2 separate regions of the Mus musculus genome follow, and region 1 is linked to region 2. The links are chromatin contacts, found by Hi-C or POLR2A ChIA-PET in ENCODE. All regions are on one chromosome and are shown on one strand. The core of a region is the stretch at or near the end of the contact, and the rest is flanking DNA. Distances in the headings are between cores, read along the strand shown.

Evidence for each region. A loop is a pair of places that touch in the nucleus more often than their neighbours do. ChIA-PET counts read pairs that join two places held with the same protein, here RNA polymerase II (POLR2A).
Region 1: a map of heart shows a loop between it and region 2 (2.7-fold over the local background). The contact joins the promoter of Atp6v1fnb here to the promoter of Calu in region 2. A Hi-C loop is called at or near these places in 1 of 37 maps with a recorded cell type or tissue (heart). POLR2A ChIA-PET finds 5 or more read pairs at or near these places in 4 of 5 experiments (Patski and embryonic stem cell).

What each region holds. Positions count from the first base shown.
Region 1 is chr6:29,468,427-29,473,595 of GRCm38, reverse strand. It overlaps Atp6v1fnb (Atp6v1f neighbor), which reads right to left and starts at 2,159. Exons shown (of 2, transcript NM_001145360.1): 1 at 1,646-2,159; 2 at 167-298. The coding sequence starts at 2,069. The coding sequence ends at 189. Atp6v1f (ATPase, H+ transporting, lysosomal V1 subunit F) reads right to left here. Exons shown (of 2, transcript NM_025381.2): 2 at 3,087-3,529. The coding sequence ends at 3,328. It also overlaps a transcript of Kcp not described here.
Region 2 is chr6:29,345,874-29,351,545 of GRCm38, reverse strand. It overlaps Calu (calumenin), which reads right to left and starts at 3,440. Exons shown (of 7, transcript NM_007594.4): 1 at 3,338-3,440.

The sequences.
Region 1 (5,169 bases), core at 910-3,409, 120 kb before region 2:
GAGGGAACCATTAAGGCCAGGGAGAACACACACACACACACACACACACACACACACACACACACACACACAGAGAGAGAGAGTCTCGAACGCATTCTCGAACGCACACGCACGAACAGAGCAATGAGGCTCCACCAGAAATCCTCTTATTTCTTCTTCTGGTTCCTAAGTGACTGCCAGGCCCAAGCTCAGAGGGCCAGATCTCGAGGGTCCAGGAGTGCAAAGGCACCATTCTTACGGAAGAATGACTCAATTCGGCACATCTTGCAGGAGACCAATTCTTGCTTTGTTGGAGGGCCTGGGAAAAGATGTCAGATACTAGAAATGGGTTTGTGAGAAGGAGGTCTCAGAGCACAGGAGTTTCCCACATAGCCCTGAGACTCTACCCATGTTGTACCTGCCCTGCATAAACAAATAAAAAGGACTTCTGAGAAGTGTGGACTACAGGAAAATCCGTTTGGGTGCTGGATAACTGGACTCAGCTGTCTGCCATGATCATCGGGTTCTAAGATGCTCCACTGGGGTCTTTTTTGGGCATCTAGATGATGGACCACTGCACTCTCTCCCCAGGGCCAACAGGTCAGAGAGTGCCTTTCAGCTACGTTTGTCACAGGGACAAACTGTGGAGACATGGGACTTTCCTTCTACCTCCACCTCACTTCTGGGGCTTCCTCTTTCTTCTGTAGGGAAGGCCGGACCCTTACTTTCATCTCAGAGGAAAACGAGGTCCCTGTGTTGCTCCCCCCACCCATCTTTTCTGCACATGCTCAGGCAGTGGGACACACTCCCTAGGACCTCCTGACCCGTAGGCTAGTGAGTGAATGGATACTCCAGAGCCCTCATCAACCCAATGGCACATACAGCCTTGGTATTTTCCCTACACTTTTGGAAAGCCACCAGGGCTCTCCTGCTTTCTGTCCTGGCCGATGACCTACCTTCAGTCTCTCAGGAAAAAAAAAAAAAAAACAAAAACAGGTGCTCGCCTTCCTGCCGATGCCACCTCTACATGCTGGCCCACCTCCCTACTCCCTTCAGGTAAAATTCCATTCTTAGCTCTGACCTAACTCAGGAAGGCCATGCTTCCACACACAGCTGCCTCGGTGGCATCCTGAACCTACTATGGCCACCACGGACCTGTCTTCAAATACCACCTGCCCTGTCCTCTTCTAATCTCACGAGCAACTACAACAGAATCTGTGGGTCACCCTTGCTTGCCCTCCCTGTCTTATTTAAACCGGCAAGAAGCCCCATGGAGTGGTGTCTAAAACATCCTTGATTTCAGTTCTAATCCTAATCACGTCTTGCCAAGATAACACAGATGCCTAATTCACCTGCCCAGGAGCCTCAGTGTCTCAAATCCAGCATCACTCACTTGTTTAAATCCTCACTAGCTTCCCCTCAAATTAGGACAGAACCCTTCCCCATGTCGTTTAGCCCTCAGCCTTAAACGCCTGCGATAGGCCTGTGCTAATGATCCGGCTGAAGCACACGCTTCCCCACCCCCCACCGTTCCTTCATTTCACAGAGCTTCTATTACATCTATCTCCTTGCCCACAATCTGGCCTTTCCCCTGAATGTTCTCTCCAGCACATGGCAGGCGCTCGGTGTTTGTGAGGGGACTCATTTATGGGAGGTCGGGGCTCACCCAGCTGCCAGCCATATGTGAAGTTGGTGGTGATGGGGAACAGGTAACGCGTCTCTGGCAGATCCAGTTTTCGGGTGTTGAGATACTGGTAGCGCCCCTGCAAGTCGTGGGAGATGCCTTCATACAGCAGGGCTTTGGTGTTAGGCGCAACGGGGTACATATCTGACAGAAAAAGAGGCTCTGGGGCAGGGCTGGGGGCTTTAGACGGGGTTGTTTTGGAGGCTGGTGGTGGTGGTGCGACTGAGGCCTGAGGCAACAGGGTGGGCAGTTTTCGGGGCAGACGGGATGCAGCCTTAGCCTTCTGCTTGGCCTTCACCAGAGTCCCATATTTGCGCTGCCATTCGTAGCGCAACATCATCTCTTTGAGATATTCCTCCTTCCAGAAGTTTTGCCGCAGGGTGTCCATGTTGAGCTGCCTCGACATGGTGGCAAAGGAATGAGCAGTATCAGGGTAGCTATTGCTGAGTGGGCATAGCAAGTGGACAGTGGGTGGCTGCCCTGGGATGGTCACTTAGCAACCAAGCCTTGCCTCACACAGGGCCAGTGTGCTGCTTTGAATATTCTTGGCCCAGGGAGTGGCACTATTAGGAGGTGTGGCCTTGTGGGGTAGGTGGTGTGACACTATATGGGTAGGTTTTATGACTTTCCTCCTAGCCACGGAGGAAACAGTCTGCTCCCGGCTTCCTTTGGGTGAAGAGGTAGAACTGTTTCTCCTGTGCCATGGCTGCCTGGATGCTGCCATGCTCCCGCCTTGATGATAATGGACTGAATCTATGAACCAGCCAGACCTAATTAAATGTTATCCTTGTAAGACTTGTCTTGGTCATGGTGTCTCCTCATAGCAATGGAACCCTAACTAAGAAAGCCAGGATTCTGCCTGCCATTGCCCTTGGTAGAGTCCCAGGTTACCTTTTCTGGGGCAGCCTAGAAAGGCTCACTCAACATCTGATTCCCAGACCTGTAGGCCCCAGGCTCTATGTAGAGCAGGGGTTTTCAACCTTCCTAATGCTGTGACTCTTTAATGCACTTCCTCATGGTGTAGTGACCCCCAACCATAACATTATTGTTGTTACTTTATGACTGTAATCTTCCTACTCATTAATTTAAATATCAGTGATCTCTGATGGTCTTGGGGACCCCTGTGGTTTTGGAGAGCCACAGATTGAGAACACTCATCTAGAATGACAATGACAATCCTAGGCAATTGCTTCTGTCCCTTGGGCAGGCCCCTCCCAGCACCGTGAAGACCCTAGGTGAAGCAGCAAAGGTAGAAAGACTGGGCTCAAACTTTGTCCTCCATCGCTGAAGGCAGTCTCTGATCCAGGTGACCAGTCCTTGAATTATTCCCCCCACCAATTATTCTTCACCTTGCTTTTCCATATTTGCAAGTCTAATGTCCCCCAATGCTGCAACCTTCACGTATCCATACCAGTACCCATTTGGAGAGAATAATTCCTTTAATATCAACAACGATACTATTAACAGCACAGGGAGGAGGCAGTGGAGAAACAGTTGGGCTTTCTTTCTCTACCCAGCCTAGACCTGAACAACCGAACCCCAACAGCTTACGAGCCACTCAGTGAAGAGGAAGGGAGGGGCTGGAAACCAAGGCTTGACACTTAAATAGAGCATGGCAAACCAGGAGAGGCCTGGTGATGAGGAGGGCTGAGGGCTGAGCAGCCCTAGCGCAGGTCTTCAGCGGTGAACATGCCCTTGGCCCTGCGCAGGATGGAGTCTTTGGCTGCATCGTAGGGATGCTCCTTGGACGGGATCTCCAGGACAGCTGGAATGGACCTCTGGTGGGCATCCAGGGCGTGCCGAACCATCTCTGCGATGTACTGGTTGATGAGAATGATGCCAATGTCATCCCTGTTTAGAAATTGCCTGTTGGGGGAGAAGAAGAGGAATTGACAGTGGCCGGAGGTATAAGGCCTTCAGCCTTCTCTTTTCTTGGATGAAGCAACTACACATAGGAGCTCAGAACCACACAGCTCAGGGTTGGAGTCCACACATCAGCTCGTGGAGGGAACTGGTAATGAAGACCAGGGTGCAAGTCAGTGTGTTCTTTAAGCTGCCCCTGTGGAGGAGAGGCAGAGGAGAGAGAAATAGGAGCCCCTCTGTGTCTGCATGAAAGTCTAGAAACACAAGAGCCTTATTAACAAAACAAACCACCACCCACCACCACAAAAAAAAAAATGGAGGAGGAGGAGGAAGAGGAAGAAGAGGAGGAGGAGGAAGAGAAGAGAAGAGAAGAGAAGAGAAGAGAAGAGAAGAGAAGAGAAGAAAGAAAAAGACTAAATGGTAGTGGAGTTCAAGGCCAGCTTGGTCTGCAGAGCTAATTCCAGGACAGTCAGGGAGGGCTACACAAACCCTGTCTTGTAAAACAAAACAAAATTTTCTTATTGATAGAGGTTGAAAGGGTGGGGGTGGCAGGGTGATTCCTTACTGTATACCTTTTGCTTTTTAGTAAATTTTTGAGATAGGGTAAATGAGACCACTGGATGCCTCACATCTATACTGATTAGGGCAGGGGGTGGGCCAGGAGGACATCTGCTGTAAGCCAAAGGCAAGATGGAAAGAGGAAACTCAGCAATGAAGGAATCACCATTTCCAGACAGATACTGTCATTCTGGCCTTCCTCGCATGTGATCACCTCCACACACAGACATGCACACCCATTCAGCTAAGTATTTACTCATTAAAAGTCATTCACTGGGCACCTACTTTGTGTCGAGCATGGAGTAGATTTGGCTTGGTGATTTTAGGACCCCTTCCTGTTGGAAACATGGTAAATCCTTGGAAGTAAGATCTGTCCTCCAGTGGCAATGGAGGTCACTTTACTGGTTTGCTAAGAGATCAGTCTCCCAGGTCAGAGCCTGCCACGCTCCAGGCTGTGGGAACTAGTCTCAGCCAGCATCCCTGGACTGGGCTATTTAGGGGAAACAGGTGAGGGCAGTTTATTCCTGAGATTTGGCATAGTAATTCTAGAAAAGGAATGAGGAAAAAAAATAGAGAGTTGGCACCCTCAATTCTAGTCAACAGTGCACTTTCTGGCTTAAAAGGAATGCCTGCACCCAGTTTTAAAAACTACGACCCAGGGTATGATGTGAAGATCTGAAGTACAAAGTCTTTGGGGAAGGCCATACTTCCCAGATGTTTTGCTTATTGTGCGCAAGACAAATGGAAGCCCCATGGCAGACTGCAGGGAGCTGAATAAACAGAGTGGGTAGTAACTTAGAAGACACAGGTAAAGCTGCTTGTTATCCAAGCCCTGTTACTTGAGTTCAATCCTCAAAGCCCATGGAAAGAAAACTGACTCCACAAGTTGTCTTCTGACCTCCATGTGTGCACACCTACCCACGGACACACACAAACGCCGTAATTAAAAAGAAAGAGTTGACCTGGGTTCTGCCTCCTATGGCTAATGTGCCTGTGCCCTAACCAATTGTCCTTTATTTTTCTCACTAGTAACTGGGAATAACCAGTACCTTACAGGACAATTGTAAGCCTCTAAGATAAATGAA
Region 2 (5,672 bases), core at 2,191-4,690:
GTTTAATATGCATAAAAGAATGTGTAATTATTTTAGCCCAATCTTCCTTCAGTGTCAGAAGCCTAAATCATTTTAATATCTTAGGGGGAGAAAAGCAATCTAACAAGATCTTGGATGAAAAGACCTAGCTACCATGGTTGATAACGCCAGTTGGAAGAAGTTTGTACTGATTTTCTTCTCTTCTTTCTTTCTTTCTTCCTTCCTTCCTCCTTTTTTTTTCTTTTTCTTCGAGACAGGGCTTCTCTGTGTAGCCCTGGCTGTCCTGGAACTCACTTTATAGACCAGGCTGGCTTCAAACTCAGAAATCCACCTGCCTCTGCCCCCCCCCCCCCCCCAGTGCTGGGATTAAAGGCGTGTGCCACCACTGCCCAGCTGTACTGATTTTCTTGAAACTCATTTGTATTACTCCACAATAATGACCACAAGCTATGCTGTTTTATGTATGTGTGTGTGCATGTACATGCATGTGGGCATATGTGGGCTTAGGTCTGAGAACAACTCTCACCTTGCACCATTTACGTCCTGAATCTGAAATCCAGGCTGTCAAGCTTGGCAGCAAACACCCTCAGTGGCTAAGACATTTCCCTTTCCCGGGTTTGTGTGGGTGGAGTGGAGTGGAGGCAGAGGGTCTCACTGAGGCTCATACTGGCCCAGAACTCCATATGCTGCTTAGTGACCTCTGGCTTGAGGCAATTCTCCCAATTGGGCTTTCTAAAAGCTAGCATTCCAGGCACGAGCCACCACACCCACCAGATTCTGCAGTTCTGAAACAATTGCTACATAAGTTAAATAAATTATCTCCCTAGGGCTGGAGAGATGGCTCAGCAGTTAAAAGCACTGACTGCTGCTCTTCCAAAGGTCCTGAGTTCAATTCCCAGCAACCACATGGTGGCTCACAATCATCTGTAATGGGATCCAATGCCCTCTTCTGGTGTGTCTGAAGGCAGCTACAGTGTATTCATGTACATAAAATAAATAAAAATTTAAAAAAAAAGTCTCTCTATAGCTCCCAAGCTAAAGTCTTGTACTTTTTAGAAACCAACACATTTTATTGGATCAATTGGGGGATATGTGGCAGCAATTTGGCTTTGATGTGCTTTCCAACTTCCAATTCTATTACTGGATCTGGCCCAAAGCCAGGTATAGGCAAATATGTGATTTTAGGGGCTTGCAAGATGATTCAGCCAGTAAAGGCATTTGCCACCCAACTTAACAACTTGAGTTGGACCCAAGGATCTATATGGTGGAACGTGAGAATGAGCTTTCTTTCACGAGCCATCTCTCTGACTTCCACAAGCATGCCAAGGTAGGGTTTACCTGTCCCCATACATAAATATTATTCCATCTGTTTAATTCTAATGTGTTACAGCCTAACGGCATTTATATTTAAAGTTCATAGAAAAGCTGGGTGTGGTGGTGCATCCCTTTAATCTTCTCAGTATACAGGAGGTAGAGATGGGCTGATCTCCTGTGAGTTTGGGGCCAGTCTGCTCTATATAATGAGTTCCAGGTCAGCCAAGGATACCAGTGAGACTTTCTCACATGCAAAACAACATCAAAGCCACAGAGGAAAAAAACCAAGTTTATATAGAAAGAATCCAGGATCCTTTTTTTTTTTTTGGTTTTTCGAGACAGAGTTTCTCTGTGTAGCCCTGGCTGTGCTGGAACTCACTCTGTAGACCAGGCTGGCCTCGAACTCAGAGATTCGCCTGCTTCTGCCTCCCAAGTGCTGGGGATTAAAGGCGTGCACCACCACGCCCAGAGAGAATCCAGGATTATTATTATTATTATTTTTTTTTTTTTTTTTTTTTTTTTGGGTTTTTGAGACAGGGTTTCTCTGTATAGCCCTGGCTGTCCTGGAACTCACTCTGTAGACCAGGCTGGCCTCGAACTTAGAAAGAATCCAGGATCTTAATCAAGCATTTCCCATGACTATTCCTGGCTATTCCGGAAACATCCCTGGCACATCTATGTTACAAAAAAAAATTAAGCTAATACTAACATATTAGTCTCCTGTACTGAAGCAATGATATAACACATCAATTAACATATCACTATATGAATGGCGCCCAACCATGATTGAGAATGACATTGAGAAGAATACACACATACTTTATATTTTTTATGAGCTCATGATTCCTTTTGAATCTTCAAAATATCCTGTTGGAGACCCCTGAAACACTGCCAAACTCATAGTCGGACCAGACAGACATAGTAATAGTAATAGGTATCTTACACACAAGTAATAGGTTCTCTCTGGTCCCACATTTGGACAGAAGAACACAAGTTCTTTAGCAGTGACTATTGCTCGATACTTAAATCTAACTGAATGAGGTCAAATATATACTTCTCCTGGGTCAGCTTTCAGGTATAGCAAAGAATAATTATCAGCCACTCCAGGTCACTCTACCTTCATGTTAAATTAAACTGGAGCGCTATCATTCCCAACTTATTAATGCTGACTTGATGGTTCATGACAGGAAGTGAATGCAATTCTTAAAAAACCCTGTTCCAAGGCTTTGAACGCTTAGGAATTTCGATCAAAGAACCAAAAGTCTTAGCAGATCCACTGATCTTTCCCACTCATGCAAAAGGAACTTTACAAAATGCAAACCACTCTTAATTACAGCAACTATCGCGAATTAAAATTAAGCTCACTTCTGTATACAGCATATCAAAAATCAGAACACTTGGGAATGACAAGCAAAAAACCCGTGATTACTTAAAGGTAATTAACTCCCTAATTAACACGTGAAAACTATTTCCATTAATGACAATATCCAGCCAAACATAGAAAACTGCGACGTTCTTTTCTAATTAACAAGAAGTTTTAAAAATAATGACATTATGTTTTCAATCGTTTTGTTCTCCATGTTCCTACACCCTGTAAGACAGCTAACACTTTCTTTCTTGGCACTTGCAACTCAATTCTCGGGATGTGGCCTTGGGGCGGGGTGGCAGCTCCCAAGAGTCCGGCGAGGTGGCAGGGAGCGGATACTAAAACTCTCTACCCAATTCTCTCCGACCTTCAGGAAACAAACAAAAGTGACCCTCTAGTCCCAGGGACACTGAGTGGAGGAACCCGGGGAGGAGATCAAGGACGCGCGAAACCAGGCACAAAAACGGTGCCCAGGAGGGCGCAGGGCCCGGGAGCTACAACCCTTTCCGCAGAGCTGCGGGACAGCAAGTCGGGGACCGCACTCTGAGGGCCAGAGTGGAGCCTCGGGCCCATCCCGGTGCACTGAGACCGGAGTGAGGACACCCACTACGAATGGGGAACAGGGCCGACGGACAGAATAAGAGCGAACCAGGACCCACCCAGCACCACAGAACTTACCTTTCCCGGGAGCTCCACGCCGCAGGATACCGTGGCTGCGGCTCACCCAGGGAGTGAGCTCCCGCGCACAAGCACCGCCCAACCGGAAGTGGTTAATGGCCCCGCCCCCATCCGACTTGTCGGGGGTCTTCACACCAATCCCCGGCACGATCACTGCTGACGTATGGCTTCTTCGTACGGCCATTGGTCTCACAATCGCGTGGCCGGGATTGGCTGGAAATCGCCACGTCCCCGCGAGCGCGCCGAGTTGCGTGGACCGGATTCCCGCCCAGCTCGGGTTGCCCAGCCCGTGGGGACTCTGAGTCCCAGCTCCTTGCTCTTGGGTGTGTGGGCGCGGCTCGCTGACCTTGGCCCACTGACCGCAACGACCTCATTTACGGCAGGCAACCCTGATTCCCTAGGCTTCTAGTGTAATTCCGATGGCTTTCTTCCTGCCTCCAAGCCCCTGGGGCCGGAATAGTCCCGCTGTAACGTCACCACCCACTGCGAATGAGCCCAACTTCTGGCTCTAGAGTCAGATCTACTGAGCAGCTCTCCGCCCCGCCAACACGCACCTTTCAGCTTCGATTCTCACCCACCATGCTCTTTCGCATCTCTGCCTAAACCATCATGATCCCGGCCTCCCCTAACAGCCTTACAGCCTTACATTTTACACCCATGTGGTCTTTGTCCACAAAGCGGCTTCCTCTGCCTGAAGTATGTTTTCTCGATTTTTCAGCTACTGAAAGCCATCAGTCATGAAACAGGTTGTCATCCTGGAATGTCTTAGGGGAAGCTGTAGTCGTGAAGTTGCCAGTGCTCAGTTAAGGTGTTAGTTTTAGGAATCTTTCCTGGTCAGTAAACAGATAATACGCATGTGCTTTCCTGGCAGTTTGCATTTTCAGTACGCAGCCAGATATTGTTTAATAACGGTGCTTGTCCTTATGTCTTCGATTAGACCAAGTGCCAAAATAAGATCTGCCTGACTTACACATCAGGAGCTCCCAGCTTACAGCCCAGGTCCAAGGAAATTCTCAGCAATACTAAGTGAACTGAATAGAAGAAACTGAATGGAAGAAACCCGTTGCGTTGAAGGCCCCTGATTTAAAAGAAACATAGGAAATTAGCAATTTGTTTTTTTGTTTGTTTGTTTGGAGGGGCGGGGGACAGGAGAGTTTGAACCCAGACTCTGTGCAGGATTCTAGTTGTCCATTCTACCACTGAACTATATAACCTTAGTAAACCCATCACCTACTCAATGCCATGAAATTAAAACATGTATTCATTGAGAGCTACTTTATTTTCTTTCTTTTTTTTAAAGATTTATTTATTATTATATGTAAATACACTGTAGCTGTCTTCAGACACTCCAGAAGAGGGAGTCAGATCTTGTTATGGATGATTGTGAGCCACCATGTGGTTGCTGGGATTTGAACTCTGGACCTTCGGAAGAGCAGTCGGGTGCTCTTACCCACTGAGCCATCTCACCAGCCTGAGAGCTACTTTATTTTCAACATGTATGAAATGAATAGCAAAGCCTCTAGAATTTAAGTCCAGTCAAAACAAAGACTAAGTTCATGAAAGACAATAAAGCAAATCAGTTTGCCCTAAGACAAGGAAAGTGTGCAATTACTGTTTGGAACATCCAAACCACCAACTCAAAATACAACTCTCATCTCAAAGAAAGTTTATTATGGAGCCAAATGTGAGTGACCATGACTAGGAACCCAGATTTCATGTACCAATGTAGTAACAGTTTGATGAAGTTTTTATAGTAATAGAACAAAGAAAATTACTTTTCAATTACGTTGATGGAAACATCAGAGAATGGGTTATAGCAAAGTGAAAAAAAACCTTCCGTATAACCCTCAGATAAATTATCTGATGATGCGCTTAGCTCTTGAGTTGTGAAAGCTAGTGGTCTGCTAAGCCATACATTCCAAAGGAAATTAGTGTTTTGTTTCTACAGTCCACATGACTTGCCTAATAAAGCTGTTAGGTCAGTTACAGAGAAGTAAAAGGTTCTTAAATAAATCGATATTAAGAAGGTTAAATATGTTCCAAAATAATTTGGCTATGTACTAGCAATGTTCTGACTTCACCACATCACTGAGGGTCTAATCAGCCAGTAAGACTTGAGGAAGGTTCAGTTTGAAAGTGCAGCTGCTTTCTTTGCACCCTCATCCACTGTTTCCCTGTTGACCAAGCACTGTATTTTGTGCATGGTGCAGGGACACATAGTACTTACTGAATATTATTAATGCTCCATGTTGCTAGGAAACACTTCCTAGCATCTGGTGTAGATGAGGCTGAGTAGTAGGCAGAGGGCAATCTTCAAGAGAGGGAAATAGCCTGT